Regions from separate parts of the Mus musculus genome. Here all the other regions are linked to region 3. The links are chromatin loops, found by intact Hi-C in ENCODE. Cell type or tissue: left cerebral cortex. All regions are shown on one strand.

Region 1 (4,000 bases), 220 kb after region 3:
AGTTGGGTCATCCCTCATTCCAGCTGAACATAAGCTCACAATCTCTATAGCCATAGTAAGCAGTTTTCATGCTCCTGTAGTTTCTATGCCTTTTCAAACATTGGGCTAACTAATAAAACAATTAAGCACAACGTCTTGTTCAACCACTGCTGAGTTAAGTCCTATGACTGTAGGGCTTTAATTTATGTAGGTTATAGTTTTAGCTCCCTTTCTATGGTTCCATGATGACAATGTTTCTAATTGAAAAACAAAACAGAAGGTAATTTTGAATGAAACTGTATTTGTTAATGATGTAAACCAGATGACCTTCCAGAAACACAAAGAGCATTGTCTCATTTACCCCTATAAACAGATGGGAAGACTATCCCATAGCATCCACTAGTAAATCATGGTAACTAATACTTAGATATCTACTGTTTCTAGGACATTGACAGTACCTGTGACTCAGAAGACAAGACAGAATTGGTCTCTGAGTTTAAGATGATTAAAAAATGAATCAGAAAATCACTGGAAGTCCCATTGTAATTCAGAATAACATGGTACCTTGTAAGCACTCAGGCTATGTTTGCAGAAGAAAATTGCAAATGAATAAACAATATTTGTATGTATGGGGGTGATCAAATATCCCCAGATAAGCTGAGAAAGAAGGATGCAATATGTACCAAGAAGGGCTAAGTTTAACAGGACTGTGAGGAGAGGTGGGAGTTTGTAGACTGATTCGAGTTGGAACTACAAGGGAAAGAAAGTTGAATATAAGCAGCACCATCAAACTGCAACCTCTTATGAAGATTTTATAGTTACATATCCATAATTCTTTAAAGTTGCAATATAATGATTGTAATATATGCATAATTAATTTTTTAAATTAATGTTGAGTATCAATTCAAAATACAAAAAGCATCAGTAAAAAGGGCAGAGTTGTGAAACAAACAGTGGGGTCCACTTTCTCTATATTTTTCAATTCGCTATGTTTACATGGTGACCTGTGCATGATGTGTTATTCCTCAGGAGACCTCAGTTAAAATATTGAAACTAAGGGAGAAAATAAGAGAGCCATTCACTCCAAGCAGCTTCAAAAGAAAGCCACAAGCCTCCTGAACTGTGATGTTTGATCATGCTCAGGCCTGTATCATAACAATCAATGATACCCTGCGGGACCAGCTTTCTTTCAGCATAGCAAAGGCATAGGCAGAAATACAGGGAGGGGAGGATTCCCTGACATTGTATAAATCTCCTGAGCAAAAGTCATGGAACATGTTAAAGTGACAATCATAACTCCTTTCTTGCCATAAAACACTACCACAAACACAGAGATGACATGGATTGAATAGCTGAATCATCCGTCCCTCGAGGAAGCCCTTCAAACAGCAGCCTTTGTTTTCTAGGGCCACATATAATTACAAGATAAATTCCTTCCATAAATTAGGCATGCGAATATGTATAAAAAGTCAGGTATCCGAGTATAAGAGAATGAAGTATATTTGTCCACATGTATATACCTTTATGGAGCTGTTTATCACACACACACACACACACACACACACACACACACACACACACAGAGTTATATATTTTTATACACTGTAAACCTCCTTTTAAATTTGAAACCACTTACTAGGTTCAAACCAGCATAAAGTGCTTTTTTATTACTAAAATCTTTTCTAGCTTTGAACACCTTGTGCCTCTTTGTTCCTTTTCTCTTTTTCTTACATCACTTAAATTGGGCCTGCTAGAGAAAACCTAAGAAGCATGGATATAATTTACTATACCAGAACTTTTCCCAAGATATTGCTCATACCAAGCATCTTTTTAGATAAATCATTTCATTATTCTCCCTGAGTTTCTTTAAGGCAGAAAGACTCTCTACCAGGACTGATTATTATAGATGATTAGTAGCTGTTTGCACAGGGTTAAAAAGATGGGAAAGCAATTGCCCACAGTTACTACAAAAGCTATCACCTAGAGGGTTTGATAAAACAGCCAATATGCCTCCCTTTGGTCTGCAGCCTCACAAACTGAGACTGTGTCACTTCATTTCTGTACTGCAAGTGCCCCAGCGGATAAATAGCTTCAGAAATATATTCACCTAACATATTGTGTATCTAACATGTGTTTTATATACCACACAGCTTGCCCAAATTGAGAGTAGTAGAGAGCCATCTTTATGTACATGAGTCATACTGGGGATATAGCTCAGAAACAGAACTTAAGCCTAGCATGCATATACACCTCGGTTGACCCCACATCAGCACTTTGAAGGGAGTAAATAAATATTAAATCAGTGGGAATCTTTGTGAACTCAAGAATGGTCTACTGGGTGGTCACTAGTTACAGTAAGCATGGGAGGAAAAGTTAATTTCATGACAAGTTAGGATTCAAATATCAATTGGTTTATGGTATGGACTTCAATGTGGAGAGCAAGCTCCCCAGGAAGCCAGGATCTACTAACAGCAGTACACATTTGCTCTCCTGTAGTCAGAGCACACTGCTCTGGCTATGGAAGTGTACTGCATACCATCTTTAGGCATGGGTAACAGTACTCACTTTTACTGCCATTATAGTGTTGCCTATAATAAATTATAGTTACAGTAGAAACCAGTATAAAGCTTATCAAAGCTTCAAAGGTAGAGGAACTACCATATTATCCAGTGATAACTCCTGACATATAATTAAAGGACTCAAAGCCAGGCAATCTAAACATTCATGTCCATTGTGGTGCTGTTAATTCTAAGTACTGGAGTTTGCCGAAACATTCAGCATCATTTTTGTTAAGAAACCGTAGCATATATAAAATGATACAGTATTAGTGAGCCATAAAGAACACTCTTATACTATGGTTAGGAGAATTGGTGGTGGTAGAGATTGTCATATTAAATAAAGTAAGCTAAACTCAGAGGGGCTAGTTCTTCTATGAAGGAATATAGATGTTTGAAATATGATTCAAAAGTAGAAGTTTAACATTTTTGAGACAAGGAGTAGGCAAATCATCCAGAGGAGTAACAGTGACAAAGAGGATAAAATTCATTGCACTAAATATGATCAGTGTGGTTTGTACATATACGAAAAATATCATAATGAAACCTATTGCTTTGTGTGAACAATATCTGCTAATAGAACACTACCTTGTAAGAAACAGTTGAAGAGAAAAATCTAATTGCAGAAAAGGAAATGCCTTTTTGTACAAAATGGTTAGGTGGGTTGTCAAATTCTTTATTGAGAAGGGATTCAAGGAGGCTCTGCAATAAAAAAAAAGCCATTTGAAATTCACAGTGATAACTTTAGGGGGATCTGCAGTTGTCTGCACCTCTCAAAATCTGCAAGTTCTCCTACTGAAGCTGAAGTTTTCTACTGCAGATTGATTCTAGACCCTTTCAGGGAGGAGCACAAATCAATTGTGTGCTTAGTCGAGGTCCTTAACACCTGAACTGTCAAGAAGAAGAAGAAGCACCCAGAAGTATGCTGTAAAGCAGTAATATCAGCGGGGCTGTCCACCCAGCACCATGCAATTCACGCCCATCTGGCTGTACGGATGATCCACAATTGACGTAAATATGTTGCTACAAATAGACAGTTCCCCATAAGTTCTAAGAGAGAAGCATTTAATTGAAATTAAGTATGGGTACTTTTCTTGACAATTGTTCTAACAGAATATAATAAAAGTTGTCACTAAATTTGCCATATTGGCTACTTATCATGGAATCTGTTAGACAATTTCTGATATTCTCCCAAGACAGTTCCTTAAGGTCTAAACAGCCCAATTCCTCTTCACAGAACATACATAAAAGTGCAAAAGAAATCTAGTGCTTTTCTGTCAGTAGGTATTACAGATGTCATTAACCATGTAATATTTGGGTAACAGTAGACATAAAAATGCACAGAACTATTATTTAACAGCTTCAATTCAAGATAAATTAGTTATGCTTAATGCAGTTTTTGTCCATTTTAGCTGAGAATTTATCAAATTAATTATATTTGGCTCTTCAAAATAAACTATTAACAT
Region 2 (4,000 bases), 230 kb after region 3:
TCCTATCCCACCTCACCACATAGGACCTGAGAAAGTCATTAAGGCTAGCCTAGAATTCATACTGTAACACAAGACAACCATTGAATTCATGATCCTTCTTTATCAACCTTGCAAATAGCTGGGATTACAAGCCTACAAGAACAAAGTAAAATATAGTGTTGAAATATTTGTTTATGACTAAGATATGAAGCAAAAATCACACAGGCATTCAATATGCATTTTAATAAAGAAATGAAAAGATCAGTTAGTTCATTAAGAGTTAAGAAGAATCCATGTCACTTTGTGTGTTTGTCACTGGGAAATCAGGATTCCAGGGAAAAGATATTAAATCTCCTCTAGATGGATGAACCTTCATCAAGAGGTCAATTGACTTTAGTAGTGTAGGACTCTTTGGTGATAAAATATATACATCAAAGATTTCCTTAAGGTTGGTAGTGCATGATTCGTCATGGAGGTAAATGCTATGACACTGAATCAGCAGATTCTTTCTCAAATGTCTGTTGTTTGTTTTGACTTCTTCCTTAACTCCATATTTGTAAGCAATAGTCATGTCTTCTCGGTTAGAACCAATCTAGGACTTCCTGAGGTTGCCACAGCGGAAACCAATATTTTAACTGTCATCAGGGTCAGAGAACTTCAAATGAAAACGGCGAGAACTCAAAAATAAGCCACGTAAAACACATACATAATACTGCTAAAGGTCCTGGTACTGGCCATAGAACCTTGAAAAAGAGATTAACAAATAAGTATTACTGGAACAAAAACTTACATAGAATGCATTGATACAATAGCCCGAAAGAAAAGAAGGAAATATTTATTTATTCACCTGTAAATTTTACATTATGTACCATGGGGATGAGGACACATCAGCACAAGTTTCTTGCAATATCATTATCACTGTTTAGACAGAAAATGATACAGTATTTTCTGACCAGCACTATGTAATTCACAAGGCTAGAGACCTGTCTTTCTTCTTCTTCCAAATACTGAGCCTTTCTGTAGCTCATTAACATTTATTTCTCTAGAGCTTTTGCTTAAAACATCCTTTCATACATTTCAAGAAGTAATTCTTGAAAATTATTGCTCATTTGATATTTTCCCCATTGTTGCTTATTTATTGGTCAGGACTGTACACCAACTTTATTTATTCTCATTACCCTTATCATGTGACAAAGGTTGGTCCCCTATGTTACTCACATAGTTTAGCACTTTAAGACATCTTGTAAATTTTCCTTTCAACTTCATTCAGTTGGAAGAGGGAATCAAGACACCTTCACTGGTTAAATAAAAAGCTTGTGTCCTGTAATTCGAGGTTGGCATCACAAGACATTCACCCACCCTTTCCGTTCACTTCCTGTTTTATATCTCCAAGCTGTTTCACTCCTAGGGGAATATTTATAACCTCCTGGCATTTTAAAGCAAGCTAGTGGAAAGATAATTACTTCTCAGCATTTGCTACTGAATAGGAAGAGTCATCCAGACCATGGAGACAGAAGGATGAGTTGATGCTGGAGCCTTTCATCTGCCACTTCCAAATGTTCCTCTTTCTCCGGGCGCTCCCGCTGACTTCAAGTAAAGATGTGTGCTCGCTCAGAGTTGAGGAGATGAGAGAAGGCTGGTGCGAAGTTCACCTGATTCTGGTGGGAACAATCAGACATTCTAGTGGAGTGAAGGGCCTGAAAACTTTCCATCCAGCCTAGATTAGCCTTCTCTCGCTAAAAGAGAGACTCCACCTGCTGAGGGTGGTGACTTCCGTCTGGAAATATTTTCCTCACTCAGTGGGCAGTGTGCCTTTGAAAGGGTGACTCAAAGAGCACCCTGTGGGTGTCTTTTACCCCAGAGAGAAACGTAACCAACCAGATGGTACATTTCAAGTAGACTCTGAATCCACAGTTCTCATCTCAAGTAGTAGCCATTGCTCCTTAGACTGAAGAAATAAAGGAAGAAATAGACACAGGATTAGGGAACTGCTGGTGGCTTTTGGTTTTCACTCTAAAGAGGAAAGACCAGAAAGGCACTCAGTTGGATGAATAAAGGGCAGACACATCATATCTACTTTAAAAAAAAAAAAGATACATAAACTAGCCATGCTGTGTTAGCCTCTTTCCTTGGAAAAAAATATCAATGGTTGATTTGTGCTTATAATTCTAAAATTATTAATTCTCTATTATCTTTATGCCAGTACCCTAGTTAACATTATGTTCTATGTGCTGGGATACCTGCTCTTCATTGTGGTTTACCTCCTGGCTTCACTGACAAACAGGTAAGTATCATTGCCTGCATTTTTACATAGGAAAAGAGACTTGGTGGGACTATGTAACTTAAAAATCACAGCTAATAAGTAGAAGGACCATACATTATCCTTCATGACTCTAATTCTTGAGACCTGGGGTGAAAGTGAAATACAATACTCTGTGGAGACCATGTTCCAAGTCAACAGCTCTACTGATAATGGCATATGACTTGGGTTGAACAGAGGATTAAAGATGTCATTGTTATGATGTGATTTCAAGGGATAGAGAGATGGTTCCATGGGTAAGAGCCCACTGTCTTCTCCTTCAGAGGAACTGGATTCAATGCCCATCACCTTTATCATAGCTCACAACCCATAACTGCAACTACAGACAAACTTACACTGTTTTCTGACCTCCACGGATACCAAGTGTGCATGGAGTACAAAAATACCCACACACAGAAATAAAAAACAAATGCAATAAAAAAATGCTGTTTTTTTTCCCCAATGGCAGTATGAAAGAGAGTAAATAGAGTACCTATGTTTTAGAGCATTCAGTTTCATAGCAATTCTGTATATCCCAGGGTTATTACCATATATTATTTTGTTTTAACTAAGATTTAAATTGTATGTGTATACCAAGGTGTACCTTGGTATATTAGTGAATGGACACTGCCCCTGGAGTGATTCTAGCCAAGCAATCCACACCTGTACCCCAGTGTGCTGCTGCCCTGTGTTGGAAGCCACTGTGATCAGTACCGATTATGAAATGAAGAACTTGAAACATTTTCATCATGAAAAGTGGCTCTAGACACAAAGTCATTTACTTATCTTTACTAATGAACTCTAGAAGAAGTGTAGTAGTCTTACAGGGTGACAGTTTCTGGCTATAAAAGCAAACAAAATAAAACATCTTAATAAATAGTTTTCATTTGGAAGATACTACAGGGAGTATAAATCATAGTGATTGTGAATTAGGTAGTGTTTCTTTGTGTATAATACTAAAAGCAAAAGCAAGCAGAGAAACAAATTTAAAAGTAAGATTTGAGAGCTGCTCAGATGGCTCAGCAGGTTACAGTCCTTGCTGCTAAATCTAATGACCTGACTTGAGTCTGAGAGCTTACGTGGCAGAAGGAAAGAAATGACCCCATCAGGGTATTCTATAGCTTCTTGAAACACATGGGCTTGGTGCATGCATGCATATACATGCATACACAAATATGCGCGTGCACTTGCACGCACGCACACACACACACACACACACACACACACACACACTAGTGTGTGTGTGCATATAAAAAATTGAAAAGCACTTAACCAAAATTAAAAGCATTTAAAAAAATAATCACCAAGAAAGTGAAGAGGCAATATGCACAATGGACAAAAAAAACATCCTCAAATCAGATAATGTTGGTCTTATATTCAGAATATGCAAAGAACATTAATAGCTCAACAATAACTAAGGAATAACAGAAGTAAAACTTCTGAAAAAATGTGAATATCAGTTTGTCTGAGAATATAGGAATTGCCCAGTGAATAAATAGGATCTTTGATATAATTCATCTTCATATCCACGATAACATAAATAAATCAACCAATCAATTATCAATAGGAAGTATTCGTAAGAAAGTAAAACATTGCAATCACTTTGAAAATGAAATTTTCCATAAAAAGCTGATCATGGAATTGCCACGCCCACCAACAACTTCAATGCATAGTAATGAGGCTGACTCTATTTAAAAATAAATGTTAGTACAATGAGATAGG
Region 3 (4,000 bases):
GGCTCTGTCTCTCCTCTTATTTGACTATCACTTTTAAATTATCTTTGTGTGTGTGTGTGTGTGTGTGTGTGTGTGTGTGTGTGTGTGTGTAGTAAGTTTCTACCGTGCTAGGTTTTCTAACTTCTTCTCAAATGACCCTTAATTTTCTTGCTTGTACTTTCTAACATGAAAGTATTCTTTTGTGTCTACAATATTATCTCATGTGCTATTCTACTGAAAATCAGAAAAAGAATTATTTCAACAATAAATTATTCTCTAGCTCTGTGTCAGAGGTTTTTCAGAAAAAAAAAATTGGCAGTCTTTGAATATTGCATCCATACCACTGAAAACAATAAGACACATTTTATAACATATTAAAATTTCTCTTTGTTAGTTCTAATATTTTTAAAGTATATCTCTATGGTATATGAATTATGTAAAATTATGCCATGGTCTTTGGCTTATGTATGCCCTGCATTCTTTAATATGATATGTCTCAAAATAAACACACTATTTCTATTACCGACTTATATAAGTTATGCGCTTTTTTTGAAGTAAGTCATGTGGAATGTTGACTAGGAAACTCTTCCTGAATTCTTCAACTGAAATGGATTACTACATTTGCACAAAGGAAAGCAAATATTCATAACTATCATCAACTAACATATTATATAATTATAAGTAATTGCTTACAGTTTGCCTTCTGGTCTGTTAACAAATCATGCACAAAAGTTATAAGAGTGTTTGTACACAAGATACCAGCAACAATATGGATTTTGCCTTCTACATAATATGCTTTCCCCCTTATTAAATGTTACAGAATATTGAAAGCCTCACTGGATATCACTTTTTCCTTTAACATTTTCAGAATGTCTTAAGAAATAGTTACACTATTGCCACATGAGGCCCATACTACTTTGTAGAAATCATAGCAGTTTGTTTGTTTGTTTTTTGTTTTTGTTTTTTGTTTTTTTCAAGACAGGGTTTCTCTATGTAGCCCTGGTTGTCCTGAAACTCACTCTGTAGACCAGGCTGGCTTCAAACTCAGAAATTTGCCTGCCTCCCAAGTGCTGGGATTAAAGGCGTGTGCCACCATGCCCAGCTAGCAGTTTTTAAATAAAGTTGTAAGTCAATTATATATTGATTACCTCTAAAATTGTATCTTTACATAAACGTGGACTATATGTATTTCTTTTATCTTCAATAAAATTCAAGACTGTAGGTTAAAAAGGAGTTACTATCTTGAGATTAATAAAATGGAAGATGACATTTTCCATGTAAGATTCTGTAGCTTTGCAAACTACAAGGATTTGTACATAATGTTCCAAAGATATTTAGTGGCTCTATTGATGTTGAATCAAATATTGCATGTGGTACCATACTTAACTTTTAAGTAATCCTAAATAAGGGCAGTGTATTCTTATTTTCTATATAAAGAAATTAAGGTATTAAAAGGTTAAAAGTGTGCCCATTATGTCCTATCCCTATTAAGTGACAGCACTAAAAATTAAAATTGATGATCTCTGTCCAAACATAACGGGTTGCGCCTTTGCCTAACATCAACAACCAACTTAAAACATAAAAACTCTACTTTGATCAGGGTGACACTTGCTATTCTAAACCAGAAACCTACCAACAACCAAATAATTCTGATTCAATTAAACACTGTCACCATTTTATCCTATTGTTTAAAATATAATCAATTAATCGAAAGACTAATTTTATATAGCTCATTCCTATCCTCCTCCTTACAGTTTTCCTCCTAGTTGTTGAAAAGGTAAAATTTCTCCCAACCTCATTTGCTTATAAATATCATTATCATCTATATATACTTTGTGTCCATTCTTACTGTGAATTAAAATGCAAACATATTCTGTAGAATATGAAATATTTCAGTAGAATAAAAATATCTCTGAAGCTTTGGTTTAAAAATATACTTCCAAGAAATTTGGCTTTTCCAGTGACCCAGATTTCTTCAAACTACTTACTTCCCTGAGATGTGCAGCACCTAATTGATATAGTTTCATAACCACCCTTGGTTTTTACATGTTTAATGATTCTACGTAAAGTGGTGCATAATTTGCTTGGCTAATAAGCATTCTTTGAACCCTATAGAAGCAGAGGGAATATCCCCTTTATCCTTTCATTGCGTTCTACCTGAGCATGTATCATCATTATCCTTATTACGCAGTTGAATCAGTCTAATTTAAAGTTGGATAAACCATAAGCCAAGTGATCCTCAAAACTTTCAAGTTACTACCTTTTTACCTTAGTTTATCAATAGTTGAACAGTAGAGAATCTTGAGAGAATATTCCAGATTTCATATATATGTGTGTGTGTGTGTGTGTGTGTGTGTGTGTGTGTGTGTGTGCTTTTGTTTATTTTTCTGTTATTGAAAATACTTTGATTCATACAATATATATGATTAGTGGATTCCCTTTACTCCTAATCCCTCCTGATCTTCCCTCCCATCCAGATCTATGCTGTTTCACTCATTAGAAAACAAGCAGTCATCTAAGGGATAGTATTTTAAAGATAAGATAAAATAAAACAAAAAACTAACACATGGGAATAGGACAAAGCAAACAAATAGAGAGAAAGAGATTAAGAAATGGAGGAGAAAAGAACAGATATAAAGACAGTGAGGTGCCTTGTGCACAATTGGGAATTTTATTTAAAAAGACAAAACAAGAAGTGATGATATAATACACCAAGAATAAAAACTCTTAACACAGGAGAATATTTCTATAAATATTTAGTACCACATTGCATTGATCAAAGACATACCTAAAGCAGTCCATATAAAAGAAGAATTATTGGAATAGATTAGCTGCATTGAAGTTAACATTTCAGTTTTCTCACTCAAGATTAAAATATTACTCTTGAAGTAGTATCTGCTGTGGATGGCTACCACAACTGATCACATCAGGAATGCCTGAGACCACATGCTGAACTCATGGTTCTGTTGAGGTTTGGTCTTTTGCTATGCTAAATACTTGCTGCTGGATATTGACACAACAGTCAAAACAGATACAAAGTACAAAGAGCTCCTAACCCAAAACATCCAGGAAATTCATGACACAATGAAAAGACCAAACCTAAGAATAATAGGAATAAGAGAGAGTGAAGATCTCTAACTGATAGGGCCAGAAAACATCTTCACAAAATCACAGAAAACAAAACAAAACAAAACAAACAAACAAACAAACTTCTGGAACCTGAAGAAAGAGATGCCCATAAACTTAGAAGCCTGCAGAACACCCAACAGATTGGACCAGAAAAGAAATCCCTTCCAACACATATAATCAAAACACTAAATACACAGAACAAATAAAGAATATTGATAGCACTAAGGGGAAATGGCCAACCTATAAAGTCAACCCTATCTGAATTACACCAGACTTCTCAAAAAAAGACTCTAAAAGCCAGACCATACTAGAGAGACTTCATGTAATATCTAAGAGAACACAAATGCCAGTCCAAGCTATTTTACCCAGAAAAACACTCAATCACCATAGATGAAGAAACCAAGATATTTCATGACATACTAAATTTAAACAATATCTTTCTACTAACCCATCCCTATAGAGGATACTAGCAGGAAAACTCCAACACAAGGAAGGTAAGTACACTCAAGAAAACACAAAAAATGAATTATCTCATAATAAGCCAAAAAAAGAATCACACGAACAGAATACAACCTCTAACAACAAAAATAACAGGAATCAATAATCATTGAACTTTAATATCTCTCAACATCCGTAGACTCAATTCCCCAATAAAAATGCGTAGGCTATCAGACTGGATACATATATTGGACCCAGAAATAGGCTGAATAAGGAAAACCACCTCAGTGACAAAGACAGACACTACCTCAGAGGAAAAGGCTGGAAAAAAGTTTTCTAAGCAAATGGTCCCAAAATAAACAAGCTGGAGTAGCCAGTCTAATATCTAATAAAATAGATTTTCAAGCAGAAGTTATCAAAAGAAATGGGGAACAATTCTTTATACTAATTAAGG

What was found. Hi-C counts contacts between places; a loop is a spot of excess contacts. Peaks named below come from ENCODE experiments on the same cell type or tissue, not always from the same donor. Only the 100,000 strongest peaks of a DNase experiment are listed, where the experiment ranks them.
Region 1: it touches region 3 in a loop (2.1-fold over the local background); 2 of 42 quality-filtered maps call a loop at or near these places.
Region 2: a loop joins it to region 3, with 4 times the contacts of the local background. A loop is called at or near these places in 2 of 42 quality-filtered maps.

What each region holds. Positions count from the first base shown.
Region 1 is chr2:96,726,273-96,730,272 of GRCm38, reverse strand. The region is part of intron 2 of Lrrc4c (leucine rich repeat containing 4C); the gene reads right to left. Among named protein-coding and RNA genes, the nearest start is that of Lrrc4c, 410 kb to the right of the region's middle. In left cerebral cortex, no CTCF peak of the experiment used is centred here; a DNase peak (open chromatin) is centred at 2,055.
Region 2 is chr2:96,712,301-96,716,300 of GRCm38, reverse strand. All of the region lies in intron 2 of Lrrc4c (leucine rich repeat containing 4C), which reads right to left. Among named protein-coding and RNA genes, the nearest start is that of Lrrc4c, 400 kb to the right of the region's middle. In left cerebral cortex, no CTCF peak of the experiment used is centred here; DNase peaks (open chromatin) are centred at 1,506 and 1,738; H3K27ac peaks cover 2,661 bases.
Region 3 is chr2:96,942,592-96,946,591 of GRCm38, reverse strand. All of the region lies in intron 3 of Lrrc4c (leucine rich repeat containing 4C), which reads right to left. Among named protein-coding and RNA genes, the nearest start is that of Gm22313, 290 kb to the left of the region's middle. In left cerebral cortex, no CTCF peak of the experiment used is centred here; a DNase peak (open chromatin) is centred at 1,967.